Linked DNA regions of Homo sapiens: region 2 is linked to region 1. A link is an interaction called in ENCODE POLR2A ChIA-PET data of the cell type or tissue named here. Cell type or tissue: OCI-LY7. All regions are shown on one strand. Each heading gives the region's core, and the rest is flanking DNA. Links, peaks and the distances in the headings are about the cores only. Region 1 overlaps NR5A2 (nuclear receptor subfamily 5 group A member 2). Region 2 overlaps NR5A2 (nuclear receptor subfamily 5 group A member 2).

What was found. Peaks named below come from ENCODE experiments on the same cell type or tissue, not always from the same donor. Only the 100,000 strongest peaks of a DNase experiment are listed, where the experiment ranks them.
Region 2: POLR2A ChIA-PET joins it to region 1 with 5 read pairs; 3 of 35 experiments call an interaction of 5 or more read pairs at or near these places.

The regions. Positions count from the first base shown.
Region 1 is chr1:200,054,694-200,060,077 of GRCh38, forward strand. All of the region lies in intron 5 of NR5A2 (nuclear receptor subfamily 5 group A member 2), which reads left to right. Among named protein-coding and RNA genes, the nearest start is that of NR5A2, 30 kb to the left of the region's middle. In OCI-LY7, for the core only: no CTCF peak of the experiment used is centred there; no DNase peak of the experiment used is centred there.
Region 2 is chr1:200,116,620-200,122,003 of GRCh38, forward strand. It overlaps NR5A2 (nuclear receptor subfamily 5 group A member 2), which reads left to right. Exons shown (of 8, transcript NM_205860.3): 7 at 4,189-4,336. Among named protein-coding and RNA genes, the nearest start is that of NR5A2, 92 kb to the left of the region's middle. In OCI-LY7, for the core only: no CTCF peak of the experiment used is centred there; a DNase peak (open chromatin) is centred at 2,412; H3K27ac peaks cover 434 bases.

The DNA.
Region 1 (5,384 bases), core at 305-5,304:
AGCGAGGGCACAAGGGGAGGAGCAAACCTTCTTTTTTCTCTAGCCAATTATGGAAGCTATCTGAGCAGCATTATTTATCTATTTTTAACATTCTAGATCCTTTTTCCTAAATCACAGTTACCTTTCCCAATGCAGGCCTATAATCTCAGACTTTATTGAATCTGCCCCAATTTTAAGCTATATTCTTTAGTAAATTTACTTAGTCCTACTTTTTTTTTTTTAAGACAGGGTCTCTCTCTGTTGCCCAGGCTGGAGTGCAGTGGCATGATCATAGCTCACTGCAGCCTTGACCTTGTGGCCTCAAGCCATCTTCCCACTTTAGCTTCCCAAATAGCTGGGACCACAGGCGCATGCAACCACGCTAGCTAATTTTTTATTTTTTGTGGAGATGGGATCTTGCGACGTTGCCCAGGCTGGTCTGGAACTCCTGGGTTCAAGCAGTCCTCCTACCTTGGCCTCCCAAAGTGCTGGAATTAAGGCATAACCCACTGTGCCTGGCAGCCCTACTTTTTTTTTTTTGTGACGGAGTTTCACTCTTGTTGCCCAGGCTGGAGTGCAATGGTGCAATCTCAGCTCACTGCAACCTCCACCTCCCAGGTTCAAGTGATTCTCCTGCCTCAGCCTCCCGAGTAGCTGGGATTATAGCGCCTGCCACCACGCCTGGTTTATTTTTGTATGTTTTAGTAGAGATGGGGTTTCTCCATGTTGGTCAGGCTGGTCTCAAACTCCTGACCTCAGGTGATCCACTAGCCTCGGCATCCCAAAGTTTACAGGCGTGAACCACTGTGCCCAGCCAGCCCTACTTTTCTATGGGAGAGAAAGAGAAACTGAGAGAGAGGATCCTGCTCGGTGTCTACCACATTTACTTGCCATATGGCTGTTCTTTGCCTTCTCCTGAGAGTTGGGGTCAGGAATCATGGGTCCAACACGAGCACTCCTCATTGCCATGTGATGTCACAGAGCAATAGCCACTTTACTTACCTTTGTTTTCACTTCTCTGGATGCAAAGTAGCTAATCTGGGAAGCACAAGGATGACACAAAGAAAATAAACATTAAAGTTTGTTTTCCAGTCAAATTTTTCAATGAATGAAAATTTTCCAATCAAAATTTGATCTCAAGGCACATTAAGCCATCTATTGCCAGTTCTCATACTCATCACAAAGTTGCCAGAATGAAATAAATCGAACCTGCATAGGTTTACAAGGAAATGATAAAACTGGTTTTTCTTCCGCTGAAGGTAGATATGAAAGTGTTCTGTCTTTGTGAATTTGGAGAGAATGTTGGAATCAGCAGGTTTGATTCATGGTCTCTAAGGTCTCTTCAGGTGTTAAGCATCTGCTTTTATATCTTTTTCCAAGCAGACCTGAAACAGAAGGCTTTGGTGTGGCTGATAGTGTTGGATGAGAATTTATGTTATTTCAGCCTTTCTTGCTTACATACGTATATTGCATGTGTCTATTGTAGACTCAGAAAGCCATTATCTTTCTTCTTGCTTTCTTCTGAGCTTTCTTCTTGCTCACAATTCACTGAAAGAATCAGCTCTTCTCAGTCAATGCCTGTTTGTGCTATGGCCAACTCACTGTGGGGCAGTGGAACATGCCCACTTACTGTGGGGATGTGTATTGTTCTTTACTGGGATATCTTGAAAGTACACCAGTCACCTCAAAACTCCCATGCATTAGTTACTTCTACTAAGGTAAAATTTACTCTCCCTAAAATTTACTGTTTTTAATGTACAAATGATAAAACAGCTCTTTCACACTTTAAAATTCTCTTGTGTCCCTTTGTAATAAACTCCTCTCCCCACCCCAGTCCCTGCCAATCCTGATCTGTTTTTGTCCTTAGAGTTTTTTTTGTTACTTTTAAAAAGAAGTAAATTTGCTTTATTCGTTGAGTATACATTTACAAACTGCAAACTCAGTTTAAGCTCCCTGAAACTTATGGTTTCAGCGTAGTTGAGCACTAATAGTTTCCATGGAAACATATCCTCCATGGGGCGCTGGGATATTTGGTAAGAGAGTAGTGATGATCATAACTTCACACTGGGTCTGCTTGTTCACATGTCTTATGAGCGTCCTGTTCGTATTAACCTGTATGTTATCTACTGGAACCATGGGGAGAACATGAGAATAGCGAGGCACACCCAAGAAATCCATGTTTAACTAGCTTGGCCATCGTCAGGTGTCTGAATCTGAACAGTGAGAGTAGGACCACACTGCTACCGCATACCTGACTGCCTCATTCTGTGTCCCTCCTGTTCGATATAGTCTGGTTTTGCAAACTGAGGCTTAAGCCTCGGCAGCCAAGAGCAAGCCCTTGTTCCTGTTCTGATGAGGATGTACTGAATTATTTTGTATTCAGTTTCCTACGATGACCTTCTCTAATTACACAAAAGAAAACATAATGAATTTACATATCTTTGGGTCAATTTATGAAAAACCATTCTTTTCAGTAATACAAGTCCTTTAAGACCTGTTGGAAAATGGTACAGACGTGAGCATTTTCCTTGCTCTGCTCTAGGTCATATGGTAAAGGAGAAGAGAAGTAACTTTTCTTGGGTACCCACTAAGCACCTACTCTAGTGCTAGGTGCTTTCAGGCCATTTTCTAGTTTGATCTTTAGGACAGTCCAGTGATGAGAGCACAGTGTATGGTCATTTGGTCAGAGTGGGAGTAAAAGACCATCGCTCTCGTATAACATGTTCTCTGTGGAGGATACGTCCGTCAGTCATAATGACTCATAGAGATGTCAAGTTAATTGATTCGTAAAAGTTTGCTAAATCAATTTTTTTTCTTTTTTTTTGAGACAGGGTCTCACTCTGTCGCCCAGTCTGGAGTGCAGTGGCACGATCTTGGCTCATGGCAACCTCCACCTCCTGCATTCAAGTGATTCGCCTGCCTCAGCCTCCCGAGTAGCTGGGATTACAGGCGTGCACCACAACACCCATCTAATTTTTGTATTTTTAGTAGAGATGGGATTTTGCCATGTTGGCCAGGCTGGTCTCAAAACTCCTGACCTCAGGGTGATCTGCCTGCCTCGGCCTCCCAAAGTGCTGGGATTATGGGCATGAGCCACTGCGCCTGGCCGTAATTGTGCTTTTTTTTCCTTTTTTCTTTTTTTGAGATGGAGTTACACTCTTGTTGCCTGGGCTGGGGTGCAATGGCACAGTCTCGGCTCACTGCAACCTCCACCTCCTGGGTTCCAGCAATTCTCCTGCCTCAGCCTCCCGAGTAGCTGGGATTACAGGCATGCGCCACCATGCCTAGCTAATTTTCGTATTATTAGTAGAAACAAGGTTTCACCATGTCAGCCAGGCTGGTCTCAAACTCCTGACCTCAGATGATCCACCCGCCTTGGCCTCCCAAAGTGCTGGGATTACAGATGTGAGCCACCACGCTCAGCCAAATTGTACTTTCAGTAAAGTACTTTACTGTTTACAAAGAACTTCCATATACATTTTTTTGGTCCTGGTCTCTGTCTTTCATTTTGGGAGCATGGATGTAACTGGCCTTTCATCAATGGTTCAGTAGTGTTGTTTTTTAAAGCCTACAACAGAACCATCTCCTATGAATTGACTATCACCTGTCTAAATGCCCTGTTTACAGCATGTTGTACCTGCAAGAGCAGGATATTTAAAGTACTTTATAATTGATAATTGCCATTATCAATATGCTCACCTCTTTACCATATTCCAACAGGTCTTAAAGGACTTGTATTATTTTTTACCGAAGAGAGTGGTTTTTCGTAAGTTTACCCGAAGATACATACATTTATTATGTTGGTTTTTTGTTTTTTTTTGTTTTTGAGACAGAGTCGCACTCTGTTGCCCGGGCTGGAATGCAGTGTCGCAATCTCAGCTCACTGCAGCCTCCGCCTTCCCGGTTCAAGCGATTCTCCTCCGTCAACCTCCCGAGTAGCTGAGATCAGGCACACGCCACCATGCCCTGCTAATTTTTGTATTTTTAGTAGAGGCGGGGTTTCACCACGTTGGCCAGGCTGGTCTCAAACTCTTGACCTCAGGTGATCCACCTGCCTCGGCCTCCCAAAGTGCTGGGATTACAAGCATGAACCACCGCGCTGGGCTGGGTTTTGTTTTTTGTTTTTGTTTTTTTTTTTCATATTAGAGGAGGCCCAGACAGGTGCGGTGGCTCATGCCTGTGATCCCAGCACTTTAGGAGGCCGAGGTGGGAGGATCACCTGAGGTCAGGAGTTCGAGACCAGCCTGGCCAACATGGTGAAACCCCTTCTCTACAAAAATTATGAAAATTAGCCCGGCGTGGTGGCACTTGCCTATAATCCCAGCTACTTGGGAGGCTGAGGTAGGAGAATCACTTGACCTCAGGAGGCGGAGGTTGCAGTAAGCCAAGATCGCACTACTGCACTCCAGCCTGGGCGGCAGAGTGAGACTTTGTCTTAAAAATAATAATAATAATAATTAGAGGAGACCATCGTAGGAAACTGAAGACAAAATAATTCAGTATGTCCCCATCAGAACAGGAACAGGGTCTTGTTGGTTGCAGAGACTTCAGCCTCATTTTGCAAAACCAGGCTATATATAATTGGAGGGGCACAGAATGAGGCAGTCAGGTATGCATTAGCAGTGAGGTCCTCCCCAGCTTGTGAATACCTGGGTAGGCTTACCTTATCTCCCAACCTCCCAGTGCTCGGCACTGGTTCCTACTGAACAATCGGTAGAAGCAATTTTGTCAGCTTGTCTGCCTAGAAGTAGCCACATGCTTGTTTGCTGAGAATAATTAGGGTCCCTGCTTATTCCAGTACTTATGCTTTTCCAGCAGGCACACAGATTGCTCACAGATCTTATGGAAAGGCTGCCAGTGTTACTTCCTCAGTGTTGGGGAGGTAGAGCCCACTAAGCCTGAGCCCCCTGTTCCCTGTCTGCACACTGTCATACAAAGTCACAGAATAAGTTAAACACATACACACATGCACACAAACACACACAGAAAACATGACTCATATGTGACATCCCTCAACACACTTTTGAAGGACTTTGCCCTCTGAACCTATATGGTAAAATAGATCTTTTTTATTTTCCAGGATAAATAAAGAATGATTTTGCTCTGACCTATTCTTCTGCAGCTTGGGAAGTAGATCATACAAATCTTTGAGAGTTCAACATCCATTTGCAGAATGGCTCCATGGAAATTGGCCATTTAAACTATTCTTCACGTTAAAGACATTAAGCTCTAACCCAAGAAAACCACCCACAGCCAAGAACAACAAAAATGACATAAACCACGTCACCTAACCCAGCAGTTAGGTATTTCTTGAATATCTGATACTTAAAACTTAACTCCCCTCTACACCTGTGTCCTCTCCATACAGTAGGCTAACATCAGGCAGCCAGTGGCATGGGCGCCCT
Region 2 (5,384 bases), core at 283-5,282, 62 kb after region 1:
ACCCTGTAAGTTAGCTATTATGTTTTAATTGCGTCTTTGAATCAGGCATCTACATAAATGTATATTAAATAGCCTTGTTAAGCAAAAAGGAAATTATGATTATCAGTAATATTAAGCACTTCAAATGTTCTATATAGTCGCAACTTAGTTATGAAAAGAATTATTTCCTATCCAATATTTTAAAAACTACACACGCACATATGCACACATATATCTATGTATGTATAAAATAATAATGTACTTTGAAGTGGGGTCAGGTTTTAGTATTTGCATATTGTTGCTAATTAACAGCCACTGTAACATCATCCTAAGGGAAAGGTCTACTGGCAACTTATTATCTTCTATTATTGTGTATCATATTAAAATGACAGGCATCTTATAATATACAAGTCATCAAAATTTCAGTGATTAGAATTAAAAGCAATTTAGGTAAAACTGTTTTCTACTTTTTCATGATGAGTGAAATTTATCTAAAGGGGACATCAGTTTAGAGTATTGCTTCAATATCTCCCTTGAATTTAATGACACAAAGATTACATGTAAGAGAGCAAAAAATTAATTTTACTAAGTACATAAAAGACAAGGCCAACTGCTCCTGAAATGAGCACAAACTCTGCATTCAACAATGAAAATATAATTATGTTTGTAATAAAATGTAAGGAAGTTGGAGATCTGAATGTTGTTTCAAGAATAAATCACCTATCCTTCTTTAGAGCTGTGCAATTTGATAAATATCCTTGAAAGAAATGTTTTCTAAGCCCCCATTTAATAAGCATGTTTGAGCTTTCAAATTAGCATGTAAATAAATGTATAGTTATAAATTTGTTGGTAAACCAATTGATTTTTTGAGGTCCATCTCACTAAAGGTCTCTCACTAAATATATAATCCTATGAAACAGATTCCTTTCCGTTATAGTGTACTACATTTTCACATATGAAATTCTTGTATTTGAACTTATTATTATACACCTGTTAGAACTATACACAACAATATTTAATTAACTCCATCTTAATAATGGAAAATTAATACCAACATATTTGTGTTTCATTTTAGTATGGTCTTCCTGATTCAGGCCTTAACTAGTGATTTTTTTTTCTTTTCTTTTTTTTTTGAGAGAAGTCTTGCTCTTGTCCCCCAGGCTGGAGTGCAATGGCGCAATCTCGGCTCACTGCAACCTCCGCCTCCTGGGTTCAAACGATTCTCCAGCCTCAGCCTCCCAAGTAGCTGGGATTACAGGCACTTGCCACCACGCCTGGCTAATTTTTGTACTTTTAGTAGAGATGGGGTTTCACCATGTTGGCCAGGCTGGTCTCGAACTCCCGACCTCAGGTGATCCACCCGTCTCGGCCTCCCAAAGTGCTGGGATTAGAGGCATGAGCCGCCGCACCTCGCCTTTTTCTTTTTTTTTTTTTTTTTGAGACAGTCTCACTCTGTTGCCCAGGTTGGAGTGCAGTGGTGCAATCTCAGTTCACCGCAACATCTGCCTCCTGGGTTCAAGCGATTCTCCTGCCTCAGCCTCCTGAGTAGCTGGGATTACAGGCATGTACCACCACGCCCAGCTAATTTCTGTATTTTTAGCACAGATGGGGTTTCACCATGTTGGCCAGGCTGGTCTTGAAGTCCCGACCTCAGGTGATCCACCCACCTCGGCCTCCCAAAGCACTGGGATTACAGGAGTGAGCCACCGCACCTGGATCTTAACTAGTGGTATTTACTACAATATACTTTGTATATATTAAGCTACAGCTACAGCGCATTCCGTTGATTCCAAGCTTAAATTGTTAATCTTGTCCCATCTATGATTCTTGATAATCATAGAAGTGAGAGGTACCTTATTATCATCACCTAACTTAACTGCCTTACTTAAAGATAAGGACACCAAGGGATGGAGATTTATACGTACTTGTCCAAGGCTCTTCGTTTGTAAGAGGCAGCATTGGCTCGGGTCTCTTACCTAGTCTCTGGCTTTTGCCACCACTGTTGTACCATCAGGCCTTCCTGCTCTCATTCACTCATCTATCCCATTAGTCTCAGTAAAATTTGTATTATTATTATCTGAAGTAGTTGACTATGTGCAGTTTTTAAAGAATTTATAGCATAGGCACCTTTTTAAAGTAAGGACTTTCCTTGAAGTAGAAAGTTCCCCTGTAAGAGAACTGGCAAAATGATAGTTGAGACGTCACTTTGTGTGCTCTGCAAATAATCCCAATGTGCCCCACAGAGTTCAACAGTGTGTCCTGCCTCCTTCCAGCTCAGGGTTCAGGTTGCCCAGGTACTGACCCTTCTTTCACACATTCTGAAACAGAAACCACAGGAGTTCTTACAACACTTGATGTTTAAATTTAGTGCGTAGATGCCAGCACCTGGCTAAAGCAGGTAGACAGTGCTGTACATGATGCAAGAGCTTTCCTCTAACACACATTAACTGTGGCTTTTTCATGCATAGTTGACTCTATATAAACTGATTGACACCTTTGGGGGTCATCTTTCCTCTGACTCATAATTTTTCTCACTCTTGAAAAAGGTTTCTGTACACCCAGTATTCTCTAGTTAAAGCTGAAAATTCAACTCATCATATTTACACAATAAAAAAAATCCATTCTGCCTTGTTTTTAATTGCAAATTCTACTCAAGGGACTAGTTCTCCTGCTTAGGAGGCAGCCCTGTGCCTTCTCCTAGAGAAGCAAGTGCAGTCAATTATGGTAATGAAATGTCAATAAATATAAAAATTTAATACAGTCTGCTCTGGGTGAGTGGCAGATGAGGACTTGCCTCCCAGACAAATTTGCTGCTGCTGCAAATATTAAATGCACCTAAAAGAGTATCTGGTTGCCTGAGAGCTCTCCAGTAAAAAAAGGATGGGAGCGTCAGGTACCAACTGGGCTTTCCCATTATGCTGTAATCGCAGCAGCAAAGCCAGTGCTATCACTGACAGCCATCCCAACATCTTAACTTGTTATAAATTGAACTTCTTATGTCCCCATGAATAATCTAAGATTGGTGCCTAGCAACACTTTTTTTTTTGAGACGGAGTCTGGCTTCTTCCCCCAGGCTGGAGTGCAATGGCACGATCTTGGCTCACTGCAACCTCCGCCTCCCAGGTTCAAGCAATTCTCCTGCCTCAGCCTCCCCAGTAGCTGGGATTACAGGCACATGCCACCACGCCCAGCCAATTTTTGTATTTTTAGTAGAGATGGGGTTTGGCCTTGAACTCCTGGCCTCAAGCGATCCGCCCACCTCGGCCTCCCAAAGTGCTGGGATTACAGGCATGAGCCACCGTGCCCGGCCAGCACTTTTTTTTTTTTAATGAAAAGGGAAATAAGCCTTTTCTTTTTTTGCTTCCAGACAACGGAATTATTCTCCTAAATAAAGTTATTGCTGTCTTTAGAGAGAAACACATTAATCTGATGTAATCTAATGTAATCATCTGAGAATAGCAGTTTTATGTCATGCTTTTTAGGAAACAGAAAACTAAAGAATAATTTATTTGTATTTATTTTAAATTTTTAAATTAACACTTCTGCTGTTCTATAAAGAATAATTTAAATGTGATTCTTTCATCATCCACAAACATCCAATCTTGAACTATGATTACTTTAAAATGTAGTCTCATAATACAAGTAGAAATATATCTGCCTTTATTTTCCTCATGCACTAGTTAATATTGTATATACATAGAACACTCTCCTGGATTCACTTTTCATGGACAGTATGTTTTTCTTTCACCTTATTCATGAGAGTTAAAATTTTTTATCTTATGTGATGATGTAATTTCATAATATAAAAAAGGCATATATACTTGAAAAATTTAGGTAGCCAAAACCTCTTTCCTACAAAGCTTATCAAAAGTGATTATATTTATCAGACATAGTAATTCTGATGCATTTTAGAATCATGGAATGTGCCTCAAACTACTTGCATGGGGAAAATCCCTTCTGTTATCAATCTGTATTGTGGCCAGGCATGGTGGCTTGGGCCTGCAATCCCAGCACTTTGGGAGGCCAAGGCCAGAGGATCACTTCAGCTCAGGAGTTCAAGACCAGTCTGGTCAAATAGTGAGACCCCACATCTCTATTCTATTTTAAAAACCTGTATTGCAATCTGATTTTACCCATAGTTCTTACGACTCAGGTGAAATACATATTGCTGATTCTGATAGTCCTTAAAACTGTGATTCTGTATTGCAGGTGGACTATTCCATAATAGCATCACAAGCCGGAGCCACCCTCAACAACCTCATGAGTCATGCACAGGAGTTAGTGGCAAAACTTCGTTCTCTCCAGTTTGATCAACGAGAGTTCGTATGTCTGAAATTCTTGGTGCTCTTTAGTTTAGGTAAGAAATCCTTTTCTCATGCTGTGCTCAACCAACGATTGCTAAATGATGTTGAAGTTCAAATATCTTGTGGTCCATGTATGTTTTTGTTCTATCAATATAATGCCCTTCCTGTCAAATTATGAAATCTTCAAACGTGAATATATTTTCATATATATTTCTGCATGATGCATAGCCCTTCAGTGGATACGTTGGGGAATGGAAAATGAGTTATTCAATTGACTCATTCAAATGAGTCCTGGTTTTTCTTCCATAATATACAGATAAGCAATAACCAAATAAAGCTATGACAAAGGTTTAAAACAGACAGCTTAGGAAAGATGTATGGTATCAAATTTTAGCCATCTTTCTCCCATTGGTAATTTCTATGTGCCTTTCGTTTCAACTTGCTATTTACTTCTGTTTTTATTCTTCTAAAATATGAATCGTAATTAAAAACCTGTATTTAAATCTCTATCGGGATTAACTAGAGAATGTTTATAACCAGATGCACCACTATGCAAGTACAAAAGATGACAGTTGTCAAGGGGAAAGGATGATTCTTTAGGAAAGCTTTGGAAAAGAAAGATAACTAAGCAAGACAGATTAGCTAAATCAAGGTTCTCAGTGAGTCAGTTGAGAAAAATCACCACAGCTTGGAATAAAAAAAGGATTAAGGAGATGGATTTTTATTGACTTCAAAGGAACAGATTTTCCTGTCTGTCCCTTACTTGATTTCTGTATTTTGTTGGCTTAATAAAGCCAACTTAAATAAACTTTTTGCCAAGTCCATTTATTACTTATTGGCAGACAGCTGAGGGAGGCAACTTCCCTTGAATGAAAAAAATGCAGAAATCAGATTCACCAACATATGTTTTTTCTTTAGTCTTCAGTTATAAGATAGTTGTGAATTCATATTCTAGGGAATAAAACAATAAAACAAACTGCAAAGTAAAACAGATGTGTCTACTCTCCAAATTTGGTACTTTATTTTTAAAATTCTTCTTGACAGGACTGCACAACTGTTGCTAATAAAGGGGTAGTTTGAAGTAATAGAACCAGAGTTAAT